Regions from separate parts of the Mus musculus genome. Here all the other regions are linked to region 2. A link is a loop called in an ENCODE intact Hi-C map of the cell type or tissue named here. Cell type or tissue: left cerebral cortex. All regions are shown on one strand.

Region 1 (4,000 bases), 580 kb after region 2:
CCCCCCCCACCACCACCACCAACATACAAACACACACTGTGATGACTTTCGTTGGCTATTCCTCCTGCATAGAGGTCTAGGAGAAGCCACAGCAGACTATCCATCATCTCAAGATGGCTTCTCACAGATTTCTCTAGTGGGTATCCAATACTTGCCACCAGATTCATAACAAAAGGGTTCCCATTAACTGTTCCCAGGCCCACCCAGCCCTGAACAGATTTTTATCTGAAAAATCATGAGGAAAAACTAACCTGCTGGCCTGAAAGCAGACATCAGTGCCATCCAACAGGGCTGATGCTCTCCCCTGGCTTCTAGTACAACGAGGGACTAACACTATAAGGAGACTCCCCATCCTCTCAGTGACATAGTACACAATCAGAAGATGCGCAATTGAAGAAAATGATGCTTCCTCTTAGCAAGCCTCTTGCCCTCCCCAAGCAGCTACATGGTTGCCAGGGGCTGAGCTATCTTTGGCAGCTCCCCAGGGCAGAAGAGGAGCCAGGCGCCTCTAAGTTTACTGTTTGAATTATTCATGTGATATTAATAGCAACAGAGATAATGATAGGAAGGTAGTAATCATGACACCATGACAGGGACCATCCCAAGAGAAGGAGGAAGAGTAAGGCAAGGCCACTGAGGGATGTGCTGAGTCATGCCTCTTGCACTCATCTCTTCTCCACAGAAGGGTTCAAGGGCAGGACAGTGAAGTCTACCTCTGGATAACCCCTCCCCCAGAGCTCAAGCTCTGTGGCCTCTGAGAATTTTCTGCCACAGCATAGTGACAACAGAGTATTCAGAAAAACTAATTCCAATCAAAGATCCTCTTCTGTTCAGGAGATGACCTTGCCTAAACCTTCACCATATGTCAGGTAGACAAGGACTGAGAATGGGAGGAAAGCTTGGTCTTCGGTGAGGATTTAATGAGCCAATGAGTTGAGCTGAGGGTCTGCAAAGCAGTCACTGCCCAGCAATAGCAGAGAGATGAATCTGGCTCTGTACCAGTGAAGCTCCTTGCTGCTGGTCTGCACCACAAGAAGATGAACATTTGAGGTCTAACTAGCTTAGAATGAGTCTAGCCTTCACCAAGGCTAGTTTCACCAAAAATACCAAATATTTTGTACTCTTATTGAATGATGGTTCTAATAAGACTATTCTGTAAGTGTCTCTTTCTAAGCGCACGGGCCTTTCTGTTTATTTTTCAAATTATTGTTTTCTGATTTGTCATGAACTTCTGTCTTTTGTTTCAACCTGATAGGCAAGGAGTCAACATCAGATACTTCTGGGAAGACCTTCTAATTTCTGAAAAGTTGACCAAGGTATGGAAGAAGGGTTTTGCCTGCTATGGTGCCCACACTAACTCCAATTGCATTTCTCAGAGGTCCAGATCCAGTCTCCATCTCACATGCTAAAGGAGATGTGGTCACACAGCCCTCATGGGGTTGGAACAAGCACAAATATAGTAGCTCAAAGATTGATCCTAACAGCATGTGGTGTTCCAGATGGCCTCCATGTGATACAGATGTACCCAGAAATGTCCTGTTTGGGAATCTACTTCATTCCAAATTTGCTTGATTATAATTTTCCAAGGCAGGTGTCCTAGTTTGCTTTCTATTGCAGTAAAAAAGTACCATGGAGAGGGAAGGCTTTTCTTTCAACTTACAGTTTACTGAAGGAATGTCAGGGCAGGAGCTCAAGATAGAAACCTGAAGGCAGGAACTGAAGCAGAGACCATTGACAAGCACTGCTTACTGCCTTGCTTTCTATGGTTGGCTAGCTTTTTTGTTTTTCTATATAATTCAAGACCATATACCTAGGGCCAAAACTGCCAACAGTAGGCTGATCCCTCTCATGCCAACTATTAGTCAAGAAAATGCCTCCCATAATTGTTTACAGACCGATCTAATTCACACATCTTTTTATTTGAGGTTCCCTCTTCCAAGATGACCCTAGCTTGTATCAAGTGGACAAAAATACTAACTAGCACATAGGTTATGAAATACGCTGTGTAGGAGTGTGTGACAGTGTTAACTGTTGAGAGAATCTTGACTCATCTAGGAGGGAATATTCCTAGCATGCCTGTAAGGGATTAAGATCAAACCTTTGAGAATATCTGTGAGGTACTGCCTTGATGACTAGAATTATGTTGGAAGACCATCTTAATTGTGTGGGAAGAACCATTCCCTGGGTGGAGATCCTAGGATGTATAAAATGGAGTAGGGGAACTGAGCACCAGTTTGTCCACATGCATTCCTTGCTCTCTTCTAGATGCTGAAGACATAAACTCCTGCTACCTTGCTTCCTCTCCAATGATAGACCACACTTTGAGGTCATTAAGTTTCTTTGTGAAAGTATTTTATCACATCAACTGTCTCCTACATCCATTGCTGTGCTAGCCTGCCTAAGAGCTCTCAGGTGATTCTCCTGTCTCTGTTTCTTTTTTTTTTTTTTTAAAGATTTATTTATTTTATTAATGTAAGTACACTGTAGCTGTCCTCAGACACTCCAGAAGAGGGAGTCAGATCTTGTTACAGATGGTTGTGAGCCACCATGTGGTTGCTGGGATTTGAACTCCTGACCTTCGGAAGAGCAGTCGGGTGCTCTTACCCACTGAGCCATCTCACCAGCCCCCTGTCTCTGTTTCTTATCTCACTACAGGAGGGCTGACATTACAGATAGACTCCATCACATGCAGAGCTTCACTTGGGTTGAGGAGATCTGAACTCAGGCTGTCAGGCTTTTGGCAAACATTTTCACCCTCTGTGCCATCTCCTAGCCCTGGGCTATAAAATATTTTTGATAGGACATTTTAACAACTCTCTAAGGACATTTTGAGCCAAGGGCTTAAGCATTTTATCTCTACCTCCAGTATTCACAAACCAAAGACTGGAGACAGGTGAGCAGGAATCTTTAAAAAATTTTGTTCAGATTTTGAACCAGAGCATTTGAAAATCTCTGACATAGCTAGGAAAGAAATCACTAGAATATCATTGGTCTTCAAAGAAAATAGTATTATGGGAGTTTTTCACGTTGTGTTGGGTTTTCCTAAAGGAGATCAGAAAGCTGGGCACTGGTTAAATGAAATGATCCAAGGGAACTGAAATGTCCCCCATGGGCTCATACTTGGTCCCCATTTGAGGGTGCTGTTTTGGGAAGGGTCCCAACCTTTTTAAGGTGGGGCCTAACAGATTGAAGTGGACCACTAGGAATGAAACTAGAAAAGTGATACACAATTTACAAAAGTGAATTGTAAAGGACAGTTAACGGAGATGCATAGAAAGATTTCCACATTATAACTACAGCTGGGGTGGGTAATATGAGCTCACATCATCGTGAGAGTGTGTTTTCAGCTCTCAGTACAGATGGTCAATGTCAGCTGACCTTTTGTAGACTTGATAAGTACTAAATGACAAGGTTCCATGACTACAAAGAGTATACTAATGGGGGACCTCCTTCCAACCAAATTTTAAAGCTTTGTTTTAGATTGCTTCTCCTCTTGCAGTGATAAACATCATAAGTAAAGCAACTTATGGGGGAAAAGGTTGAGTTCAACTTATAGTTTCAGGTCACAATCCTTCACTGAGGGAAGGAACTCAAGACAAAAACCTGTGCCAGAGACTATGAGGGATGCTGCTTACTGGCTGGCTCTTAGGCTCATGCTCAGCTACTTCCTTATATAATCCAGGTCCACCTGCATAGGGATGGTATTGCCTACAGTGGGCTGAGCCCTCCTACGTCAAGTGGCAATCAAGACAATGTTCCTAGACATGTGCAGAGGATAGTCTGATGCAGGCAATTTTTCAAATAGGATCCCCTCTTTCCATGTGTGTCAAGATGACAACCAAGATAGATCATCACGAGCTTCCTGCAGTAACCATCAGGGACCAGAATAGAAACCATATGCTGGACTTTCCTCACTCTTTCTTCCCTCTGATTCTATCATCAAAGGTGTTGTCTTCCTGTTTTTTCTTTCTTCCCATGAATGTTTACTTGACATTTTCTA
Region 2 (4,000 bases):
ACAGTTCTCAATGCTGTCCGAGAGAGCAACCACACAACCTCACAACCCAGCCTCAGTGTCAAGCAGAGCAGCCCGCTGAGTTATGAATATACTTGATAGGATGCTCAAACCCTTTAAGAGTCAAGACTGGGAAAAAGCTCAGAGAACACCAGAAAGGCACAGCAGAAAAGATGCTTCTGGCGCACACAACTGCTGTTACAATAAAGCTATCTAGCGCTGCTGATGTACTGGCTGCTAACCTCCCTCTCCACCGGGCATGCAAAACCCCTTTGGGGCCTGCCCTTACCGGAGCCGTGCCTCTGGCGCAGAAGGACAGCCTGCCCTGATGGTGGTGATGCTGATGAAGAAGCAGCAGCTGCAGCAGCAGTTGTGGTGGCTGTGTGGGTCGCGGAGGCAGCGGCAGCGGCGGCCTCAGGAACTCCTGATCCAGCGGGAGGGCTCCCAGGAGGTGGGTTCTTGTCATCGTGGCTGGTTTCAGAGGTGGTGCGGACAGCAGCGCCTGCGTTGTTGGAGCTGACAGCACTGGAGGCTCCGTGGCGACGCGGGCCGCTGCTCTGAATGTGGGACACTGCCTCTGCAGCTTGCATGTTGGGCGGCGCGAAGCGCGATAGCACACGCAGCAATGCCTGGGCCTTGTGCTCCTGAGTGTCATCATCGCTGTAGTCCGAAACGCGACATTCATAAACACCTTCGTCCTGCAATCGTACGGCGGACAGCCGAAGCCGGTGTGAGATGTCATTGCCCTGGACTCGCACGGTCTGCAAAACAGCCCTGTTAGAGGTCTGACCATTGGGCGCCACACCTTTAGTGAGCCCACACCATTGGGCTCTCAGCTCCGCTATCACTGTGCCAAATTACCATCCAATCCCAGTATTTCCTAACACCCCAATACATCTTGCTAGTGGCACATGGCTCTTATTTCTGCCTGGACACCTTGTTGCAGAGTGCACGGTGTTGGGTCCCAATTTCCCAGCCATCTCATCTCACATTTACTCTTGCTTATTGTCCCTTTGGATCGAACTTTACTCCACAGCTAGCAAGAAATTTCTGGCTGGGGCTATATGAGGCTAATTATCCACATCCTTCCTATACCTAAAAGCCTAAGCTAACTGCTCTGGGGCTATCCTACATATACCCCAAATCACATTCACATTTATTTAAAGCTCAGAGCACCTGGGATGTGTCCATCTTGCCTGTAGGATGCACAACTACACCTGTCCTGCCCTGTCATTTAGGACTGACCACTTGTTAACAGCCTCAACAAATCCTTCTTTCTCTCAGGCATGGTGGAAATCTTAAGGGAACTCTCACCGAACACCGGGAAAAGCCCTGACCTCTAATCAGGACCCTCGAAGAGGATTTGGTTGTTTTCAATCCCTGCTATTTCCATGCTCCAGTGTTATAAACCCCATGCCCCTTGACTGCAAAAGACACTCACCCCCGGAGCACTTAACAATGTCACCCAAGGAGAAGGAGATGTCTGAGTGGAGGGTGCTCCTGGCAAGCCTAACGCTTGTGCGAAGTGGGGCGGAAGGGGGTGGGAAGCTGGAGTGCCACGCAGCCTGAGCAAGAAGTCATGCTCGCTCGAGGTCTTGTAAGAAATGACAGCAGAGAAGGTAAGGGCAGATGTTCTCCAGGTCCCTGAGCGCGTGGTGCAGAGGAAGTTGTGTTTTACTGGTAAGTATCATGTGAGACTTGGATTTGGACCCTTAATTTACACAAAAGACAATCTAATCCCTCTACTAGCGACAGATGGCGCCCAGATACGCCAAGGAGCCCACAATACACCCCAGTGGTAGTAGAGCTCCGCATGGCTCGGCGAAAGAGGCTTTCTAAAGGGGAGGGAGCTGCGGGGCGCGAAGCGGCCAGAAGGGGTCTCCCGCGGCCCACGCTGGTCTCCACACTTACGCTGATTTTAGTTGCATCCTTATTTGTTACCTAAAATGAAGAGAGAGAAAGGGAGAAAGGAAGGGGGAGGAAGAGGAAGGAACGGAGCGAGCGGGGAGGGAAGGAAGGAGGGAGGGAGGGAGGGAGGGAGGGGGGAGAGAGGGAGGAAGGGACAGAGATATTAATTGATTGATTATGAAATTAAGCTGTTGACATTTTTGTGCACGGAAACCTCTGACCTGTCTTTGACAAGGATACTTTCTGCAGGTGAGCTGGGGTTTGACATGCCTGAGGTGTGGCATGGCGAAGGGTACCAAATACATTAGGATTCCTGCAGTGCGCCAAGAGAAAAGTAGGTTTCCTGGCTAAAACCATTTGGCTGAGGAGTGGCTGCCCCATACACACCTGTCTGCTTGGGAGAGTGGGGATGCTGGACAGCCAAGGGGACCTCATCATTTCCTCTAAATTCTCCACTTGGAACCGAACACTGGATGGAAGGTCCAACATCATGAAGGCCTTGACAGTCTGGTATGTGGATACGTGCCAGAGGAGGATGAGAACAGGAACACTGAGTGGGATTCTGGGGACACTGTAGGTAGGTGGGTGTGTAAATGATGGTGTGAGCTATGGGGCAGGTTGTAAAGTATTCCAGCCACTGAGGGTGGAGCTGTTTCTCAGACCCTATGGAAGCTAGAGGTGAGTGACCTGCTGGCTACCATGCTCTAGTACCCTCTTCTCTACCACATAAACACAATCTGAAGGAGCTGAACTCCTTGGCCCTGGGACCCCAGAGTGGCAGAAGAGAGCCTGCCAGAATCAAGTGATCTGCTTTTTTTCTCACGCTAGCACCCATCAGAGTATAGTCCCAAAGCTAGCTTGCATGAGCAGGAAAATTGGGCCAGGTGTGTGTAGGTTTTCAGGGGCTGGGCGAGAAGGGGAAAGAGTGATAAAGAACCTATAGCATCCGGGGACATCCGTTTACTTTGTCAATACTGTGGAGATACAGAGGACGGGAGGTGGCTGAGCGACAGGGCAGCGCCCTGTGGAGGTACCCCTCACTTCCACTGGAAGAAGTCGGGTAAGCACGGGTGCAGCGAAGGGCAGCGGATTACCTTGCTCCGGGCGCCCGGCACGCTGAGCGCCAGCTCGTGTAACAGCTCCCGGGGAGGCTCCTTGAGGTACCACCACTGAATCTCCAGCGAGTAAGAGGTGGCTCCGCTGGCCCGGAACGCGCAGGGCATTTCGATATCGTCACCCTCTCGCACGGTTACATCTTTGGGGACTTCGGTGAATGTAGCTGGGGGCGGGAGAGAGAGGCGTGACCAGGGGATAGGCGAGGTGGGGGTAGGGTTGGGAGAGCTTGGGGCTACCCGAGGCTGAGGCGGTCGGTCTCCTGCTACCGGGCCTTGGGCTCACCCACACTCCTGTCCCCAGCTACTAAGTGACCCTGGGCGAGAGGCTCCAGCAAAGTTCAGGGAGCAGCTGCAAAGGTGGCAGCGGGGGTCCGCCACTTGCTGCAGGCTACTCCCCTCCAGGTCGTGCAGGGTTTAGGGGAGGTAGGGCCGTATCACTGGAGCTGGGCTGGGAAGCGCCAACTCTGGCTTGCTGCAGGCCTCCTCTGCTTAGCGGGGACTGGGTGAAAGGACTCCCTAAGCGGACGCCACAGCTGCAGAGACCCTCTTCTGCGCTCGTGCTCCTACCCACTCCCAGCCTGGGTTGCACACCCGAATTGCTGGAGACCGTAAAGCCTGCCGCTTCCTTTCCTCCTCCGCGGTGGCCAGCGGGCAGACTTCCGTGGCCTTAGCAAAGGGTCCCCTGAGCCCATCGCGGCCGCGAAGTTCCCGCGCTCACCGTCGGCCACGAAGAGCAGCAGGCTGTGCAGTAGCAGAGGTAGCAGGTATCCGAGGGCGCCGAGCCGGTTCCGCTGTTCCATCTCCCGCAGGGTTGCGGCGGCGGCGGGGGCCCGGCGCGGAGAGGCGGCGGCGGCGGCAGCTTGGGCTCGGCTCCGGCTCGAGCTCCGGCTAGGACGCCTCGGAGCCTGCCATGGCCCCGCACGGCGCCCCCTCCCCTGGCCGCCGGCGGCCGCCAATCAGCCCAGCTTCCTTGCCGGCTG
Region 3 (4,000 bases), 830 kb after region 2:
AAAAGAACAAAAATTTGGTAGGTATGTGGATTTTGATTTGAAATCCAAAAGCAGGTGTTATGGTTTAAATAGGAAATGTCCCCTCCCCCATCCCCCAGGACATTTGGGAGCAGGACTGGCAGCTCTTAGGTTTCTGGGAAGTGATTGTATCCAGAGGGCTCTGGCCTCAGGGATAGATTAATTCCCCTGATGGGATGTGGTTAATTCCCCTAGTCGAATCTGGTAGTGTGATTGGGAGGGCTGGAAAGGTTAGACATGGGATTTAGCGGCTGGTGGGTGGGTGGGTGTAAGGGGCATGCATAGGAAATGTGAATCCCAGGTCCTTTATCTTTCATTTCTACCTGCTGACTTCCATAAGGCAAACTGCCTTTTCCATCAGACACTCTATCTACCCTGATTTCTGCCTCACGTCAAGCCCCCAACAAGGTAGGGCAGCTAATCACAGGCTCTGCACCTTTGGAAGCTTTAAGCCCCAGCGAATCTTTGCTTCTTCAAAGTAGTTCTCTTGTAGATTTGTCACAATGACAAAAATGTAGCTAGCACAAAGGGTCATACTACTGATGGCCGGCGTCGTGATTATCTCAGTGGGATTATTAACTAGTGAAAGGTGCTGGAAAAATTGCATTTCTTGGTGGGTAGTGGTTACAGAAATAGATACTTTTATAAAATGTGCTGTGACAGCTTCCATTTTCCTCTCAGAACTATTAAGAGCTGTCAGCTGCCATCACCAGATCCCTGGAATCTCAGAAGGGATAAGTGCCTAGAGAAAGAAAGGAGACATGGACATGGGCTTGCGGAAGCAGAATAGCCAACTGCCATGGGTAAAACCCACCAGAATAGCTGAGCTGAGGGTATCTGTGCACTGGTGGCTGGAGAAGCTCCCATGTGTCACAAATGTGGGAAAAGGGAAGAGCAAATGCTTGTTGGCTTTTCTGTCACGAATTACACTAGGAACTGTGAGGGAAGAGGTAGAGGGGCTCGAGCAAGCTCTCATAAAACCTGGAGTAGACTGACAGGGAGCATCAGTACAGACTGGTGAGTGGCCTGCCTCCTCTCTTCCCCTAGGAACAAAGCATTTGTGCATGTGGGAAAAAGCAAAGGACATCCAGTTCCTTGACAGCCCTAGGAAAACTCACTGACATTGGAAAAGGGAACAGAAATCATATCCCTACTTCTGTAAGAAGGAAGAATGATGACCTAAGAACCACTCAGAGTGAGGGGCAGATATTCTGAAATCCATAACTTGTAACAAGAGGTTGGTGTGTGAAGATGGCTGTCTGTCTGTCTGTTTGCCTGTCTGTCTGTTTTTAATCAGAGTATCAGAGAAGCCATCCCTTAGCTCTTCTACTGCCAACCAGGCACAGTGGGACCTTGTAGACCACTTTGAGCAAAGGAGGCTCACTTGCACAAAGTACAATCTGTCTGGGGACAACTCTGTAAGAACTGGAGGTGGACCAAGCCTTCAGTGCTTGAAGATGGCTCTCAAACTACTCCAGATGCCACCCTCCAGGCCTTCTGGGCCCTGGAACAGTCACTGAGGTGCTTCCATTCGGGGTGGGGAGTTGGGGGTTGGGGTGTAATAGTCATACTCTGCCATCTATCAATCTAGCGGAAGGTTGGAAGCACCCTTTCCCTTATAACAGCAACAATAACACTGAACACATATGTCAGTTCCTGACTTATGTTTAACCCTTTGCAACTGCTGAACTCAGAGTAGACACTGGACACTGTATCTGAGGCAAGGGTGCCATCTGGAGGACAGAGGAGACAGGAACACTTGTTCCCAGGAGTGGACCCTGTTGGGTTGAGTCAGGCATTCACAAATTTGGGTGTTCTGTGTGAGCTGGAGTGGTGATTGAAACATCTTGGGGGGGGGGCAGTGAGGAGGGGTTGGGGGAGGACAGAAGCTAAGTAGATCACCTGCCCTGCAAGCTCCTTCCCCAGGTCATAAACCCCAAAGTGTGTTCACCAAAACCAACACAAAACAAAAGTCTGAGCTTGGAAATTTACATTGCAATGCAGACCAATGGACAAGGAGCAGCATCCGTCAGAAGTGCACTGAATACTGCTGCGGTTCTCTGCCTGTTCTTCTGTAGAGTAAACCCTTACTCTAGAGTGTGTTGTGTGTTTGTGTGTGTGTGTGTGTGTGTGTGTGTGTGTGTGTGTGTGTGTGTGTGTGTGTGTGTGTTGTGTGGGGGTAGGAGGAGTAGGGGGAAGTGATTAAAAACTCTCACCTGAGAGGATTGAGTTAAAAAAAAAAACAGGACAAATCAACCTGTTTATGAGGAGAAGCAGGGATTATGGGAACATATACTGGGTTCAAAACCCTACCTTCTAAGTAGGAGGAAGCACAAGAGATCTGCGAATTTCAGAGACTGTGGTAGTTCTAATGGTTTACATGAGAGTAGCCACCGTAGGCTCATGAGATTGAATACTTTGTTCCCAGTTAATGGAACTGTTTGGGAAGAATTAGAAGGCATGGCCTTGTAGAAAGAGATGTGTTACTGTGGGTGGGCTTGAGGCTTTAAAAGCCAGTACCAGGCTCTCTGTCTCTGTCTCTGTCTCTGTCTCTGTCTCTGTCTCTGTCTCTCTCTCTCTCTCTGTCTCTCTCTGTCTCTCTCTCTGTCTCTCTCTGTCTCTCTCTCTCTGTCTCTCTCTCTTCTACTGTTGCATCAGAATTAAGCTCTCAGCCTGGCTGTTCCCACCATGATGATTATGGAAAAACCCTCTGAAATTGTCATCCCTCAGTTAAATGTGTCTTCCATCGATTGCCTTAGTCATGGTGTTTTGTTGTGGCAAGAGAACAGTAACTAAGACAGACACTTTTTTTTAGGATGACTCCACCAGTGAGCTCAAGTGTAAGACTCTTCTGGAGGCAGTCCTGGCTTTAGTAGAGTGCAGCCCAGGTCTGCTTCTGCCCTTGGGCTATCCATGCACTGTTACATAACTGGTGTACTTAAGAAAGGAAGCTTATCTGGGTGAGTGGGTTCATAGGATCTCAGAGGTTGTGAATGCAGGAGGAATAGCCTTCTCTGGAGATAATTTTCAATGAAACAGCCCCCCTTTACTGGGGGTAAGAAGGCGTATATAAACCTTGGGGAATAGATAGAGGTTTTAGGGGTGAGTGCACATTATTGGCTGGTAATGCTTCATTTGCATGAAAAGGAATTCCAGGTGCTTTTTGGACATATCTTTGTAGGGAGAGAGGACGTTTAACCTTTAATTTGGCCACCAGGCTACATGACTATCTCAGGGGTGGTGAAAGTGAGAGTGTAAGGCTTAGATGCACTGGGACATGCAGACCCAGAGCAAGGAGGAAGCAGTTATACTCCTGCTAGTCTCAGGATAGATGTGGAGGTTTGGATATGTCTCAACCCTGCTCTTGCTTTGGAATGACTGGGCTAGTAGCAGGGCTTTCTGGTCTCACAGTGTAAGGAGCCAGAAAGATGCAAAGATTCACATGTTTGTAGTCTCTAGCCACATGCCAGCCACACTGGACTTTCTCTAGCTCATCTCTAACTCTAACTGAGCTCTGCCAGGAGTCCAGTAACTCTGTAAGAGTGGCTCAGGTTAGTCATATGCCTCAGCGCTCTGATGCGTTTAAAACAGCAACAATAACAACGGCAACAACTATCACCATTCTGATGTCACAACTGAAGTAGCTGTGAGTGACAACGTAGACTTCAAACAAAAGTCTATTCTGCCGAAATATTTGACTTTCAAAGAAAGCATTTCAAACCTAATCAATGCACTAACTCAGAGAGTTTCAAAACATATGAAGAAAAACACCAAAACAACTTAGACATGCAGGATCTATTGCTGTGGCTGTCCTCTGGAGTCCCCAGGGAGACTTCTGTGATACCTGTGCATCAGCCACCTTCCCCTAACCAATACTTCCTGAAGCCCTTCCCAGACCAATATACTACATTTAGTCCAGTTGAGTGGAGTGTACTCATGAAGATACTGCATGCACCATAGAAGAAGAATCCGAAGAAGTGTA
Region 4 (4,000 bases), 590 kb after region 2:
AGAGGCACAACCTTGGCAACCTTGTACAAAGAGGCACACAGCTTCTTTGTGTTCCCAGAAAACACTTCCCAGAAGATTTCACCTCAGTGATGCTGGTCTCTTCTTAATCACTGATAATTTCTTAGCTCCAGCTAACCAGCACCAATTGTCCCAGTAGTTCCTTCCATTCTTAACTCTAGAGCCAGAGCCACGTGGCTGAAGCTGCAGAGTTCTGCTGCTTACAGGAACTACAACATGACCTGCTTATGCTATTACATTGTCATTGGCTTTCTGTTTTCCAAATCCCTTACTGCCTAAGCTTGACTATGCTGGATCTTGCTCTGTAGATTGACCTTGAATGCAGAGATCAGCATGCCTGTCTCCTGAGATTAAAGGTGTGTACCACTATACCTAGATTTAATTTAGCTGGGTAGGATCTTGCCCCAAGGTCCCACTCCCTTAATCTGTTATCTCCTAAACACAGGATTTTGCTCCATTTCACTTCCTGGTATGCCTTTAATACTCGAACCATATATTTTATATTTGGCCTTTCTAAGCTTGCTATGCTTGTTCAAACTTCTCTTTGTGAGACTTAACCAGAGAACAGAGTCTCTGCTGGGCTTTTTTGAAACTTCCTTTGTCAATGCAATTAATACAATTAATCCAAGTCTCTTCATCTTAGCCTCAGGCAGACTTTTCAGACAAGGGCAAAAAGTAACCGCATTCTTCACCAAAATACCACAAAAACAGTCTTTATGCCACATTCTGAAATTCTTCTCTTTTGAAATTTCTTGGGCCAGGTCAACACAGTTCAAATTACTCCCAGCAACAAAGTCTTCCATATTCTTACTAGGATGACGAATTAAGCCCCATTTGAAGCATTCCACTGTTTTCCAAATCCAAAGTCCCAAAATCCACATTCTTTCAAATAAAAGCATGGTCAGGCCTATCACAGCAATACCCCACTCCTGGTACCAACTTCTGTATTAGTTATGGTTTTACTGCCATGAACAGACACCATTACCAAGGCAAGTCTTGTAAAAACAACATTTAATTGTGGCTGGCTTACAGGTTCAGAGGTTCAGTCCATTATCATCAAGGTGGGAGCATGGCAGTATCCAGGAAGGCATGGCGCAGGAGGAGCTGAGAGTTCTATGTCTTCATAGGCTGCTAGTGGAAGACTGACTTCCAGGCAACTAGGGTGAGGATCTTATACCCACACCCAGAGTGACACACCCATTCCAACCAGGTCACACCTATTCCAACAAGGCCACACCTTCAGATGGTGCCACTTCCTGGTCCAAGGATATACAAACCATCACAGGCCTCTCTTTCCAGTGATGGCAGACTAGGCTATCTGCTACATATGCAGCTAGAGACAAGACCTCTGGGGTAGTGGTTAGTTCATATTGTTGTTCCACCTATAGGGTTGCAGTTCCCTTTAGGTCCTTGGGTACTTTTTCTAGCTCCTCTATTGGGGGCCCTGTGATTCATCCAATAGCTAACTGTGAGCATCCACTTCTGTGTTTGCTAGGCCCTGGCATAGTCTCACAAGAGACAGCTATATCTGGGTCCTTTCAGCAAAATCTTGCTAGTGTATGCAATGGTGTCAGATTTTGGAGGCTGATTATGGGATGGATCCCTGGATATGGCAGTCTTTAGATGGTCCATCCTTTTGTCTCAGCTCCAAAATTTGTCTCTGTAGCTTATGAAGGTTCTTAACTGAGGTTCCCTCCCCACACTTGACTATATCCAATGTCAAGTTCACATAAAACTAGTCAACATAAGTACGCTAGGAAAGTTAGAGGAAGTAAAATCCATCTTTGCAACCAGGAGGAAGCTCTCATCTCTGCTGGGTAAAGACTTTTCAGGTGCAGCCTGTAGGAGGAACATCCACACCCCTGTAATCAACCCCTTACCTATTCTTTGTAAGGAAGCCCAATAATTTCATTGGTTCTCTAGAGTAAACTTGTGTGCAGTCATTCCTCAGTTTGTTGTTGGGACTCTAGGGGAAGGTACAAACATTCCTTACATTTCCACCTGGGAAGAGATTTCAGTATGGTAAGAGTTCAAAAACCAGGAAGCAAATTATTTTTAAATGTCTAAGATGGAGGCTGGAGTCATGGCTCATCAGTTAAGAGCATTTGCTGCTCACAGATTAAGCCTCTAGCACCTGCATGACTCCCACAATCCTCTGTTAACTCCAGTTCTAGGTGATCTGATGCCCTCTTCTGGCCTCCATGGGCACTGCACACGCTTGGAATACCTGTGTATACACGGGAAAAACTCCACTCATATACAAAAATCAATTGATTAATCTTTTAAAATGTGTAGACTCATGCATTACATTCAGCACTGAAACACATTAGAAGACCTCTTGGGTTTTACAAAACAGCAGGACTGAGGTGTTGGGTAGAGGGGCTGACATCCAGAGCCCAGCAAGAGAAGCAGGTGATGGTGAGGTCGTAGCTCTGTGTCTAATGTCTCCTTGAGTTTAGGGTTTCCTGTGACTACATTTGGGGGTCAGGCCTCATCTGTATGCAATCACTGTCCATTAGATGAGCCTGGCAAAGGTCCAGGCCATGAGCTATGGAGGGAGGCAGTTTTAGCTCACAACTGCTGTCTCCAAGGAGAAAACAAAAACAAACAAAAACTGGAGGCCAAGTATTTCATTGTTACTTTTCTTCATGGAAGCTTTGGAAGTGGTGTGGAGACACTTGTTTCTTAGAAGGAATCATGTGACCAACAGCATTTTCTCAGGAACATGACATTTTTTCGGGCAGATGAGCAAGACAGGATTCAATTGGAGCTGTGTTCTAGACTGTTTGTGTAGCATATGGGTGGAGTATTCGCTGCCCCATCATTTGGAGGCTCACAGCTGCTTGTAACTCTGGTTGCATGGTACCTTACATTGTCTTCTGAACACCATAGGCATCTGCATACATGTGCGTATTCCTGTACACACACAATTTAAAAACCATTTAAAAGAAATTAAAATCGAACAAAATGTGAAGATCCCCTTTACCTGCCCCTCTAGGGGATCTGCAAACACCACAGCCAGCAGGGTAGTAGTCCACAGGAGGCAAAAGGCAGTTGGGCTCAACACATCGCAGTACAGAAATTGACTACAAATAGTTATTTTAGACCTATTTAAGCACAACCTAACTTGATGAAAGTTTTTTTCTGGTAATAATTCAATCCTGTGTGCATAACAAAGCTTAAGAGACAACTATATCAAAACATTTTTTAAATTTTTCTAAAGATTTATTTATTATTATATCTAAGTACACTGTAGCTGTCTTCAGAAGAGGGCGTCAGATCCCGTTACAGATGGTTGTGAGCCACCATATGGTTGCTGGGATTTGAACTCAGGACGTTTGGAAGAGCAGTCAGTGCTCTTAACCACTGAGCTATCTCTCCAGCCCCAATTTTTTTGTGAAACACTTGTGACAGCTTCCATAAGGATGGGTTCTTTAGAGGAACTGAGAAAAACAAGCTTATGATAAGAGTCTAGAGAAGGATCTATTGTGGTCTCAGCCACACAGATAGTACTAAGATCACCAGTCTATTAACCACATCTGCTCCAAGCCTTCTGAGTAGAAAACAGGTTATACATCTCTCTCTTTAAATAGAGTGTTTAACATTTCTGGGTCCCCTAGTGCTTATCTGTGAGCACAAAGTCCCTCTATGCCTCCCAGTTATCCGGTTCTCATTAGTTGGTAGGAGGGAGATATAGGGTCTGATGTTAGTCTTCTTAAATGCATTTCCTTCCACATAGATATGAATTTATTCACTGGGTGGATACTTGCAGAATCCATTTCATGAAAATTGGTATTAGGAATCTAAAAAAGAGGGGGGGGGGGCTTTGCCTTAGCGTCAAGGTGGTCAACTGGGTTGTTTTCTGGAATAACACAAGATTTTTGAAACTTGGTGGAAGAGGGGGCAAGCTGAGTCCAGAGGGAGAGCACCACCTGCCGAGAGACACATAAAAAAGTAAGGGTGCAACACTCAGAGCAGGACA
Region 5 (4,000 bases), 510 kb after region 2:
CCTTTGCCGGACGGAGACAGGAAGATGCCAGGAGCTCCTTGGCCAGCTAGCTTAGCCTAAAAGGCAGGTCCCATGGGAAACCTTGTTTCAAAAACTAACATGGAAACATCAGACATAGTGAGAACACACTTTTAACCCCAGTACTTGGAAAGCAGAGGCAGGTGGATCATGATGAGACCTGTCTCAAAAATGACTTTCTTACTTAATTAAATTTAAGAAGATGCAGAATAGGGTAATAGAGGCAGACTCCCTACATTCTCTGGACCCTGAAGGGTGGATATGTATGTGCATATACACTCACTCACCAGCGGGGTGAAAGAAGAGCAGGTCAGTCTGTGTGGTGTCTTCTGGTTGCTCTGACTCTTCCTAGCAGCTGCTCCTCAGGGTAGAGTCCCAGAGCCATCAACTAAGTGTCTGCGCTGAGTTGGGATTCATCCATTCAAAGCACTTTGGAGAAAGCAATCAGCCCAGTCTGTATAACGATTCATGCTGGACTCACACTGATCACAGTGTCCTAAGTAAGTGGGCTAAGTGTTTATAGTTGTCAGACCACCAAAGGGGATCTGTGAGTGTATAAAGAAAGCAGATAAGACCTAGAGGGATGGAGCAGACCTCTTAGAGGCTACTCAGTTCCTTCAGCTTAGGAATAAAGATGGACTCTCCTCAAGGCTCCTGGGGCAACCTGGGAGCTGGTGGTGTATGCTCACTGAACAGTCGCTGAGATTAAATTGCCTTTTCACTGGCTCCTTTGCTAGTTCCTTAATTCACAGTTCAGGATAGGGGGTCTGGGCTCAGAAAATAATGTATACCAGTATTTTCTGAAAGACAAGAGCCATTGTTGCTGGTGTTTTCCCATAATTCCAGATTTCATGACTTCCTCTCTAGAAAGTCTTATTGTTTGAACCACCTGCTGCCGCTTTTGAAGATGAAAGGCCTTTTGTTGGAGGCAGGCAATTGTTAACAGGCTTATCTGCACTGGTCTCCAAAAGCCACAACCACAGAAGCCCCTCAAAGAGACTGGACAGCCTATCCTGCTCCCCACCCCCTCAAGGACAATAGCCAGAGAGTCCTCGGGAGAAACTAGCCAGAACCACAGACACCCAGCTCTGGCAGGCTGGATGCTAGGATGAAAGGATATTCTCCCCTGCTGCCACCCTAAGCTTGCATGTCTATAATCCTCCCTGGGCTACAACTGTTATTAACGTTCAGATTTGGAGATAATGGTTTTAATTAAACTACTTTGCTGTTTACTACTGTTTCGGGAATTTGCTAATTAATCTTTATGTAATTGTTTTGCGAATGTTGTATGGCAAAAGTTCGTAAATTATAAGTGGGCTCTCTCACTGAGAACCTAATTTCTATACAGAGTCCCATGTTAATAAGCAGCAACAGAGGTGGGAAATTAACCATGGAAGGTCTGTTCTGGGTGGAGGCTGTCATCGTCCACCTGATGCATGGACTATGCTGGGGAGAGCCTCCAGTCTCTGCATTTTACCAACGAAGAAACTGCTGGTGGTGGCTGTGGTGGCACACAACTTTATTTCCAGCACTTGGAAGGCACCGGCAGGCAGATCTCAGTGAGTTCAAGGTCAGCCTGGTCTGCAGAGTTTCAGGCCAGCCAGGGCTACACAGAGAAACCATGTCTCAACAAACAAACAAACAAACAAACAAACAACACATATATCTTGTCTACAAGAAATGCAGGGATGGGGGATGGAGCAGACACTGAGGAAATGGCCAACCAATAACCAGCCCAGCTTGAGACCCATCCCATGGGCAAGCACCAGTCCCTGACACTGTTAATGGTACTCTCTTATACTTGCAGACAGAAGTCTAGCATGACTGTCCTCTGGGAGGCTCCACCCAGCAGCTGACTGAGAGATGCAGACACCCAGAGCCAAACAGTGGTTGAAGCTTGAGGAGTCTTATGGAAGAATAGGAGGACGGATTGTAGCCTCTAAGGGGATAGAATTTAGATTCTTAGGGACATGTCTATATTTGACTCAGGGTACTGGTCACAAGCCATGGAAGGGGCAAGTAAGAAAATTCAATGCTCATCTGTGGTACCAAGCAAGCCCTAGGAACAAGCTCACCCACCGTCTTGGCAGTGCTTGTTTTTGCTAGGAGATGGTGTTTGTCTGCTGACAGAGTGCCCTCAAGTGGCAGGTCATGTTTAGGTTAAAGGCAGGGACCCATAGCCAGGCTTCAGAGGTCAAAGACTTGGTGAACCTTTAGACTTAGCACTAGGGAGACAAGGCAAACGGACCTCTGAGTTCCAGGCCAGCCTTACCTAGACAGTGAGTTCCAGACCAGCCAAAGGCTACACACTGAAATGCTAGGAAAAGAAAGAGAGAGAGAGAGAGAGAGAGAGAGAGAGAGAGAGAGAGAGAGAGAGAGAGAAGGAAGGAAGGAAGGAAGGAAGGAAGGAAGGAAGGAAGGAAGGAAGGAAGGAAGACTATCTCCCCTATGTTTTAACTTTGTGACAGTGGACAAGTTACTCAGCCTCTGTGATTCTTATTACTCGATCACCATTAAGTAAGGCTTTATAAAAGCCTTATAATAATGTCATAATGCTTAAATGAAATAAATATGTGCAGATCTTGGTACCCTCTCTGACACACAGTGGCTGATTGCTATGTTTTATTCTTTAAATTTCAGTTTGACTTCAAAAAGATGTCTTTCAGAGATCGCCACACATCGTTATCACCTCTCAAGCCACGTCACCCGTTTTCTTGTTTGCTGCCTCTGGCACATACATACTGAGCTTCCAGAATAATCACCTAATGTCCAGTTAGCTCTGCTCCTCCCAGAAACAAGGCCCCTTTCCTATTTCACACTCTAGTTCAGGACCACTGGTGGGGAGCAGTGGGAGAGGGCACATCTAACCACAGGCCTGGGCTCTGTCTCACACTTTCCTGAGTTGCTTCAGAACACAAGAGGAGGTTTCCTAGTCGTGGGAGACACAGCCCAGAGCAGAGCTGAAAGACTCTTGACTATGTGGGAACCTAGATTTCATCAAGAAACAGGAAATATTCCAAAGAAGGGCAGCAAGGAAGGAGAAGAGAAATGTTGTTAAGATGCTTGGTTTCCTGAGAAATACAGCTGGCTGCTCAGGCTGCCTTGGCATTCTCTAAGGAAAAAAGACAAACCCTCACCGGTTCAATTTTGTCCATTTCCTTTCCCTTGGTGGCTCAAGTCTTGTGTGAGCTACCCATGCCTCCATTTGTGGGGATTGTGCTAGCTGTGTTAACTGAGCTCTGTACCCTGGACTGCACAGAGGAGGTTAAAGACTCCATGAGTTCCATCCATAGAGTTGAGCCTGTGCACATACCAAAGACTACTCCAAGACAGGTTTCTCTGTGCATAGAAGCAGCACAGGGTCAGAATATTCCAAGAGAGGTTTGTCCTATGAGTGTCAGGAGGTAGCAGTTGGCATCAGTGGTTGAAGGTTACCTTCTTAAAGGCTACTGAGGCCCAGGGAGCTGGGGCTGTTGAGTAGACCAGGGTGTACCAAGACTGCCCGCCATTCAGCGGTTATAGAATATGAGAGAGCCTCTCTGAACATCCGGGTCTATGACTGTGAAGAAGTTGTCTGGTTTTTCCTCATTTCCTCATTCCTAGTTCTGTAACTTTGTACTGAAGTGTGAAGATGGCACCCACCCAGAATAATGTATAGCACACTTTCATGCTAGACCCTGAAATATCCACACGCGCCCACAGGAAGAGACAGTGTGGCCCGTGGCTCTGAGGTGACACGTTGCTTGCCTTCGCTGCTAGAATGACTCAGCAGTTTTTCAAAGAGAACATTCTATAGCTAGGGCTGGTGCTTCAACATATCATTTCAGCACTCAAAAGGCAGGAACAAGAGGATTAAGATTTGGAAGCCAGGCTGAGAGCATAGTGACATCAAGGTCAACCTGGGCTACACAGAAGGAGTCTGTTTCAAAACCAACTAAAGTAAGTGCTGCATCTCAGTCACAGATCAGCTGCCTAACCCCAC
Region 6 (4,000 bases), 100 kb after region 2:
ATGTTCCTCTCCCAAATCTTTGCCCCACTTGTTGCTGGTCCTTGACTCAGGACTCCACACATTTTGTGTTTGAACCTGGTTTTGAAGCCCATTTAATTAAACCCCATGCCCATTCCTTGAGTTCATTCCCCAGCAATAAGATTTCTGGACTCAAGTCATGAACAAACACCAGGTTCCTTTCGGTCCTGAGTGAAGCTTCTGCCCGAGAGCACTGCTTGGTGGCATATGTCTTCATCTTTGCCTGTGTTAGTACAGAGTTAGTAATCGCAAACTGTTCCCCTAAGCAAAGGAGCTGCAAACCCCACCAAACATCCAACAATTCACTATCAGTGAATAGTCTTTTCATTGTAGAAGTTGACCCATTTTTCTGCGTTAACTACCTTTTTCTTAATGTCTTGGTTAGTTTTGTTACAGTTTCATACACTGTCAAGAGGCAACTTCAATTAAGGAACTGTCTCAATTGGATTTGCCTATAGCTCTGTCTTCAGGGACATTGTTGTTTGCTAATTGATATCAGCCCACTGTGAGTGGTACTTTCCTTAGGCATGTGGGCCTAGGCTGTCTGTATACAAGAAACAGCTGACTGTGAATCTGGGAGTGAACCAATGAACAATATTCCTCTGTGATTTCTGCTTCAAGCTTCTTGCCTTGGCTTCCCTCCACAATGGGCTATAACCTATAAGTTAAAATAAACTCTTTCCTGATGAAGCTGGTTTTGGTTAGCGTTTTGTCACATCAACAGAAAGCAAACTAGACCATCACTGTGACTAAATATGCAACAGAAAGATTTGAGCCAGAATATCCTTGGCTCACGACGTTAGAGGCTTCAGTCTACTGGTTAGCTTGCTTCAAGGATGTGAACAGAACAGCATGTTAGGAGTGTGTGGAGGAAGATGTCCTTCAGACAGAGCAGAGAGAGTGAAATGCAGGAAGAGACTAGAGAGAGAAGTTGATCCAAGTAACCCTCACCTAGTGACCCACTTTCTCCTAAAGCTCCTCCCCTTCACCATCTTCCAATAATGACATGTTATTATGAGTCCATCAAGGGATGAATCCATTCATAGGGCAGAGCCCTCATGATCTAATTATCTCTAGAAATGCCGACACACTCAGAGATGTGCTTTACCAATCCCCTAGGCATTTCTCATTATAATCAAGTTAACAGTCAAGTTTAATCATCACACTTGTGGGAGATCTCAGACCTCATGAACGGTAGAGCCAGGGTTCAAACGCAGATCTCTCATATGGGCAGGACTTGACTCTTAACCACGATACTGTGATAAACACAGGTAGACCAGGCACTTAGAGAAGCTAGAGCCAGAAGCAAAAACGAGTTGATTGTAAGCCTGTGCTCTGTAATGGACCAAAGGCTCTCAGAGAACAGCAGCACTGTGCACAGGTCACTCACTACATCCTCAGTTTCCAACAAGGTTGTGTGCTCATTTAGGAAAGATGACCTGTTTTATTTATATTTTGTTTTGATCTCACCATGGTGCCTACAAAGAGTATCTATGAGCTACACCAGAGATGGTACCCAGTCCAAGCCAACATTTTCTGTAACTAGAAGTAGAAAGGGGAAGCTTTCTATGCCGCTGAGTTTGCTCACACCTGGCTCTTCATTTGCATAAGCCAGTAGAACCCCCATCACTGCTTGGGAGGATGGAAATAGAGCTGATATCATGATGTGCCTGGTATGTCCAGGTCTGTCTTCCTCCCAGCTCCTTCCAAGAAGCTCTAACCTCACTGGCTCCTCTTTCAGACTATAGTGTCATGTACACTAACTGTGCCCGACTAGTGCAAGCCTGGAGGAAGCAGAAAGCAGCAGGCTGACCTTGAGACCATTAGCATGGTGTGGGCAGGATTCGTCTGCTTCCACTCTGTCATCAAAGTGGCAGCCCTCAGACAACTCTTACCATGAGAAATGGGTCTGCTGCATCTGAGTGTTAAGGTTTTGATAAATCAATTCTTCATGGCCTTTTAGCCAAGAGCGGATAATCAAGGAGAAGGGACTTGGGGAAAGTTCTGTAAAGAAAGTAGTGCCACCTACTGTCCACAAGGAAGGCAAGGGATAGTCCCAACCCAAGGATTCTAGGAGAGCCCAGAGCCTGAGATATCAGAGAAGCCAGAGAAGGGATTTGTGAAGAGGTTGTAATGGCTAAGCTTGATATGACTTAGAGTGGCCAAGGAAGCTACTGAAGCCCATTTCTAGGTGTGCTGTGCCTATGATGGCATTTGTAAAGACAGATCAGAGGGCACTGACCTGATCAGTGGGATAATGAGCTGACATATTCAACATCTGAGTATACTACTGGGCTGGGTGGGACTGTGGACACTGAAGTTTAGTTGGAGGAAGTTGATCTCTACCAGCAAGACTCTTGAGATCTTTATCTTGCCTCTTTCTTCCTGCTCGATGCTTCCTGTCTTCCATAAGAAAAACCAGCCCCCTATACTACTATAATGCTCTGCTTCACCACAGGCCCAGAAATATCTAGTGTTGCAAACAGCCAACACCAGATATGAACCTCTGAAATTCCGAGCCAACCCCCACCCACATTTTTCCTCCTATGTTTTTGAGATTTTGTCCCAGTGTCTGAGTGACTCAGGAGATAATGAAGCATCATCATCCTGAAGTTAAGCCATCTCTGGGAGGGTGGCATAGAAATATGGATGAGGGGGTCATGGGTGATTTATGGGGGACCTGCCTCTGATCTTCCACCTGTGATGCTTCATCAGTTACTCATGGCTGACACCAGATGCCTACTTAGTAGAGGGGAACTCATTAGCTGTGGCCACAAAGCCTCTGCCTGCCATCCACGGTGAGACTGCCAGTTCTCAGGGGCTGGTCATACCCTGACTTTTGCCCTGATTTTCAGTGAAGTGAGGAAAGCACACATGAATGATATTTTGTAAAGTTATATTTATTTAATTTAGGCTGTACTTTTTCCTTTATTCTGAAATTACACCTTCTCCATGTCTTTGGCCTTATGTTGCCCTCTCTGTTGTGAAATGACGATGATTACAAATAATTGTTGTCTTGACAAAATACAAAGCTTTCAATGGCCTGTCCATCCCCTAACCTTCTGAAATTCTGACATCTATGCAGACTGTTAATACGATGCAGTTCCCCATTCATCAGGCAAGGTGCCCCCAGGTCTCCTCTCAATATAAAATGAAATTCAGGGTGCTTCTTCCAGTCTCTTCACCTTGTGGTGGGGAAGGTTCCCTGAAGACTCTCCAGCTGGGATCAATTTCTGACTGTGAGGGAGGAAACTGGGTAGGGTTTTTATCACTGGTCTTACAGATGGGGGAGGGGAGCTTAGAGAAGCTACGTCTTGTGGCTGGAGTCCTTTGTAGGTCAGGACAGAAGGAGAAGACTTAATCTTAACCTGCTGTGCTTGGGGGAGTGTCCACATGGGTTGACAATGATGGAGTTATTGTGTGCAAAGGGTGTGGAAAACTCTGGCACAGCGTGTGCTTTAAATGACATTTACTCTTGTCACCATCGTCCCATATTCTCCAGTGTAGTGACATAAGAAGGGCGGTGGTTGTCTGCGACACAACCGAGTGTGACCAATTTCCTGCTCCTTGAGCACTCGGCAGGGTAGAGAGGTCCCTGTGACTGGTTCTGGCTCATGAGGTGTGGAGGGAAGAGATATGAATTGCTTTCAATAGAAGCTTCGAAACTAGTGCATGCTTTACTGAATTCTGTCTAGTGTCAAGACAGTCTCCATTAGCCTGAACTCCAGAAGGTCCTCCAGATGAACCTAATAGATAATGCAGTTATAAACAAAAAGAAAAACAGACTAACAACAACAACAACAACAACAAAAACACCTTCATTGTGCTAGACATCCTGAAGATGTTGGGGATGTTTGTTACTGCAGTTCAATTCATTCCATGTAAGCAGATGCAGCCGCGGGTAGAGATTCCATGGGCCCTTGCATATATGCAGTTAGTTGCTGCCTAGAAGTGCCTACTCTGCAGTTCCAAGCACTCCATT
Region 7 (4,000 bases), 1.0 Mb after region 2:
TTGACTAAAGGGAATTTAGGAAGAAAGGGATTTATTTTATTTCATCTTATAACCTGTAGTCCGTCATGAAGTGAAGTCAGGGAAGGAACTCAAGGCAGGATCTATAACAAAGATCATGGAGAAACACTGATTGTTGGCTAGCTACATTTGCTTTCTTATACACCCCAGAACCTCCTGCCCTGGAGTGGCACTGGCCACAATGGGGATGGGCCTTCCCATATCAACCATTAATCAGGAAAATGCCCCCACAGACTAAAGGCCAGTCTGGTGGTGACATAACTTCTTTTCAACCGAGGTTCCTCTTCCCAGAAGACGCTAGCTTGATTCAATGTGACCAAAAAAAAAAAAAAAAAAAACTAACCAGCACGCTGCTTTAAACTTCTCTCTGGCTAAAGCTCAAAAGCCTCAACAAATCAGGCAACACTGGGCAAGAACACCTATGGAGATGTTTAAAAGAGCCTGGGCATATATCCAGAAGATGTCCCAACCAGTAAGAAGGACACATGCTCCACTATGTTCATAGCAGCCTTATTTATAATAGCCAGAAGCTGGAAAGAACCCAGATGCCCCTAAACAGAGGAATGGATACAGAAAATGTGGTACATTTACACAATGGAGTACTACTCAGCTATTAAAAAGAATGAATTTATGAAATTCCTAGGCAAATGGATGGACCTGGAGGGCATCATCCTGAGTGAGGTAACCCAATCACAAAGGAACTCGCACAATATGTACTCATTGATAAGTGGATATTAGCCCAGAAACTTAGGATACACAAGATATAAGATACAATTTGCTAAATGCATGAAACTCAAGAAGAACGAAGACCAAAGTGTGAACACTTTGCCCCTTCTTAGAAATGGGAACAAAACACCCATGGAAAGAGTTACAGAGACAAAATTTGGAGCTGTGACGAAATGATGGACCATCTAGTGATTGCCATATCCAGGGATCCATCCCATAATCAGCTTCCAAACGCTGACACCATTGCATACACTAGCAAGATTTTGCTGAAAGGACCCAGATATAGCTGTCTCTTCTGAGACTATGCCGGGGCCTAACAAACACAGAAGTAGATGATCACAGTCAGCTATTGGATGGGTCACACAGCCCCCAATGGAGGAGCTAGAGAAAGTACCCAAGGAGCTAAAGGGATCTACAACCCTATAGGTGGAACAACATTATGAACTAACCAGTACCCCGGAGCTCTTGTCTCTAGCTGCATATGTATCAGAAGATGGCCAAGTCGGCCATCACTGCAAAGAGAGGCCCATTGGACTTGCAAACTTTATATGCCCCAGTACAGGGGAACGCCAGGGCCAAAAAGGGGGAGTGGGTGGGTAGGGGATTGTGGGGGTTGGTATGGGGGACTTTTGGGATAGCATTGGAAATGTAAACGAGGAAAATACCTAATAAAAAAAAAGAGCCAGACCAAACAAGAGTGTTAACCTAATAAATGCTTGCTTAGCATCAGGGAGCAGCAAGCATTGGGGGGTGGGGGGTGGGGGGTGGGGGTAATATCCAATTAAAAAAAAAGAGTTTCACTTTTGTCAGCATTACTCACGTACCCACATTCTCAAGCATACCCACCTTACATCTTCAATCACAAATGAGGATTGTTTCAGGCAAGTGTAAGCCCACTATGACTCCAAACATTTACAATACACCTCTGGCAATGTAGGCAGCACTACCCCATTGGCTGAACCCCAGACTCCATGGTAAAGAAAACAAGGAGAAAGCCAGCTGATCTCAGGCGTGTATCACTCTCTGCCTCCTGGCTGCATATATAATACAACCAGCTACCTCACCCTCACAGTGGTGAACTGTGCCCCCAAACTATTAAAATAAATCTTCCCTCCTTAAATTGTTTTCATCAGGCATTTTGTCACAGCAACAAGATCAGGGACCAATATATAAATTTATATTTTTTTAACCTTAATTTTAAAACTTCACGGCATTTTTCCTCCTTTGGTTCTCTGAGACAGTTTCTCTGTGTAATAAGCCTGGATATCCTGGAACTTGATGTTTAGATCAGGTTGGCCTTGAAATCACAGAGATCTACGTGCCTCTGCCTCCCGAGTGCTGGGATTAGAGTGCCTGGCCACTTCACTCCATTTTTTTTTTATATTTACTTTACTCAAGACTGATTGTAAGGTATATCCTGTGAACAATTTAAGTTAAAAACCATCAAAATCATAGATAACTAGAGCTGAGAAATGTGGCTGTGCCTCTCCCTAATGATACCCCTTCTTAAATATAAAGTGAATAGCATCTCTTTTTGTTATCTTTATTTAATAGCAATTCTCCCTCGTACTGGCTTTCTTCTCTATGTTAGGAGCCCAGCCACACTTGGCAGAAGCTTTCAGGGAAGTAGCAGCAGGCGAGTCACAGGCTGCCCCTGAGTAAACCAACAGAGACGCTTATAGACCAGAACTTAGCTACTGTATTATAGACAGCTGCACAACCAGTATTCACACCTCATACTGAGACTCAGACATAAAATTCATTGGTTATTAAAAAAAAAGTTTTTTCCTTTTTTTATTAGTTCCTTGTAAATTTTGTACAATGTATTTTGACCATATTCTTCCAGCTTCCCCAACATCTCTCAGATCCACCCACCCAACTTTGTGCCCTTTTTGATTTTTCAAGCCTATCAAGTAGTTTGTCCTGCCCTTATACTCTTACAGGACATTCCACTAGCGCATGATTGAACTACCAGGGCCCTCACTCTTAAATAAAACTGACTCTACTTCTCCTAACAGCAGTTGTGATGGTTTATATATGTTCTGCCCAGGGAGTGGCACTATTAAAAGGTGTGACCCTGTTGAGTAGGTGTGGTCTTGTTGGAGTAGGTGTGTCACTGTAGGTGTGGGCTTTAAGACCCTCTGTCCTTGTTGCCTGGAAGACAGTCTTCTCCTTCAGATGAAGATGTAGAACTCCAAGCTCCTCCTGCACCATGCCTGCCTGGACACTGCCATGCTGCTGCCTTGATGATACTGGACTGAACCTCTGAACCTATAAGCCAGACCCAACTAAATGTTGTCCTTAAAAGAGTTGCCTTGGTCATGGTGTCTTCTCACAGCAGTAAAACCCTAACTAAGACAGCAGTCAATTGCCAAAAGGTCCTAAGCTTGAGGTGGAACTTCATACCCACCTCCCCTCTCCATGCTGGGATTGTTGTTTGGCTTGAGCTTACACAGATCTTATACATGCTGTCACAAATGCTGTGAGCTGAGACATTCTTTCTTCCAATCTCTCTAACATTATTTCTCTGCTCTCAAGCAGCAGTCTGAAGATGGCCAGGAAGAAACAGAAGCATGAATGGCACCCTCTCCTCTGCAGCATGCATATGTGAATAAGTCACTTGTTTTTCATCAGCCATTCATGATTTGTCAGTTCTTCCATTATTATTGAAAATAAAATAATAGACCATATTAACATAGGTACTAAAACCACACCAATACTCCCAAGATTAGCATGCCCTTACAGAAAGAAACACATTAATTTTACAAAGCCATCCATTTTTTTTCCACAATACCCAAGGTATTAGCAAGGTATATGGCCTAGGTGTCTAGCAGCAGATAAATGAATAAAGGAACTGTGGCGCATATATATATATATATATATATATATATATATATATATATATATATATATATATATATATGGCAATGGTTGATTCAGTTTCTTCATTTCAGGCTCTCCTGAAATTATCTCCCTGGTGATGGGTTGGTTTATATATGTGTGTGTGTGTGTGTGTGTGTGTGTGTGTGTGTGTGTGTGTGTATGATGTAATTCAAATTCAGCCACAAAAAGAGGGTGAAATTAGGCCAGTTTGGGGACAATAAAAAGAGCTGTGTCATTATCAAGTTGTGTAAAATATGCCAGACTTGCAAAGATTAGTATATTGGACCTATGTATTTAAAGAAATATGAAAGAAAAATGATACATTTGTGAAGTCATGAACATGTGAACACCCCAGAAAAAGAACCTGAGTCAG

The links. A loop is a pair of places that touch in the nucleus more often than their neighbours do. Peaks named below come from ENCODE experiments on the same cell type or tissue, not always from the same donor. Only the 100,000 strongest peaks of a DNase experiment are listed, where the experiment ranks them.
Region 1: it touches region 2 in a loop (2.8-fold over the local background); 3 of 42 quality-filtered maps call a loop at or near these places.
Region 3: a loop joins it to region 2, with 6 times the contacts of the local background. A loop is called at or near these places in 5 of 42 quality-filtered maps.
Region 4: a loop joins it to region 2, with 2.4 times the contacts of the local background. A loop is called at or near these places in 7 of 42 quality-filtered maps.
Region 5: a loop joins it to region 2, with 2.1 times the contacts of the local background. A loop is called at or near these places in 6 of 42 quality-filtered maps.
Region 6: it touches region 2 in a loop (13-fold over the local background); 4 of 42 quality-filtered maps call a loop at or near these places.
Region 7: a loop joins it to region 2, with 2.7 times the contacts of the local background. A loop is called at or near these places in 5 of 42 quality-filtered maps.

What each region holds. Positions count from the first base shown.
Region 1 is chr7:40,322,007-40,326,006 of GRCm38, reverse strand. No RefSeq gene overlaps it. Among named protein-coding and RNA genes, the nearest start is that of Gm38996, 28 kb to the right of the region's middle. In left cerebral cortex, no CTCF peak of the experiment used is centred here; DNase peaks (open chromatin) are centred at 471, 1,566 and 1,972.
Region 2 is chr7:40,899,188-40,903,187 of GRCm38, reverse strand. Vstm2b (V-set and transmembrane domain containing 2B) reads right to left here and starts at 3,910. Exons shown (of 5, transcript NM_021387.3): 1 at 3,739-3,910; 2 at 3,000-3,184; 3 at 1,909-1,938; 4 at 287-758. The coding sequence starts at 3,820. In left cerebral cortex, a CTCF peak has its summit at 1,848 (motif pointing right); DNase peaks (open chromatin) are centred at 1,803, 2,477, 3,148, 3,671 and 1 more place; H3K4me3 peaks cover 3,152 bases; H3K27ac peaks cover 2,028 bases.
Region 3 is chr7:40,070,433-40,074,432 of GRCm38, reverse strand. No RefSeq gene overlaps it. Among named protein-coding and RNA genes, the nearest start is that of Gm34052, 210 kb to the right of the region's middle. In left cerebral cortex, a CTCF peak has its summit at 1,741 (motif pointing left); a DNase peak (open chromatin) is centred at 1,746.
Region 4 is chr7:40,308,968-40,312,967 of GRCm38, reverse strand. No RefSeq gene overlaps it. Among named protein-coding and RNA genes, the nearest start is that of Gm38996, 15 kb to the right of the region's middle. In left cerebral cortex, a CTCF peak has its summit at 2,205 (motif pointing left); a DNase peak (open chromatin) is centred at 2,229.
Region 5 is chr7:40,388,138-40,392,137 of GRCm38, reverse strand. No RefSeq gene overlaps it. Among named protein-coding and RNA genes, the nearest start is that of Gm38996, 94 kb to the right of the region's middle. In left cerebral cortex, a CTCF peak has its summit at 2,171 (motif pointing left); DNase peaks (open chromatin) are centred at 2,094, 3,229 and 3,711.
Region 6 is chr7:40,799,550-40,803,549 of GRCm38, reverse strand. No RefSeq gene overlaps it. Among named protein-coding and RNA genes, the nearest start is that of Gm51479, 92 kb to the left of the region's middle. In left cerebral cortex, a CTCF peak has its summit at 2,047 (motif pointing left); a DNase peak (open chromatin) is centred at 2,046.
Region 7 is chr7:39,853,036-39,857,035 of GRCm38, reverse strand. No RefSeq gene overlaps it. Among named protein-coding and RNA genes, the nearest start is that of Gm34052, 8.5 kb to the left of the region's middle. In left cerebral cortex, no CTCF peak of the experiment used is centred here; no DNase peak of the experiment used is centred here.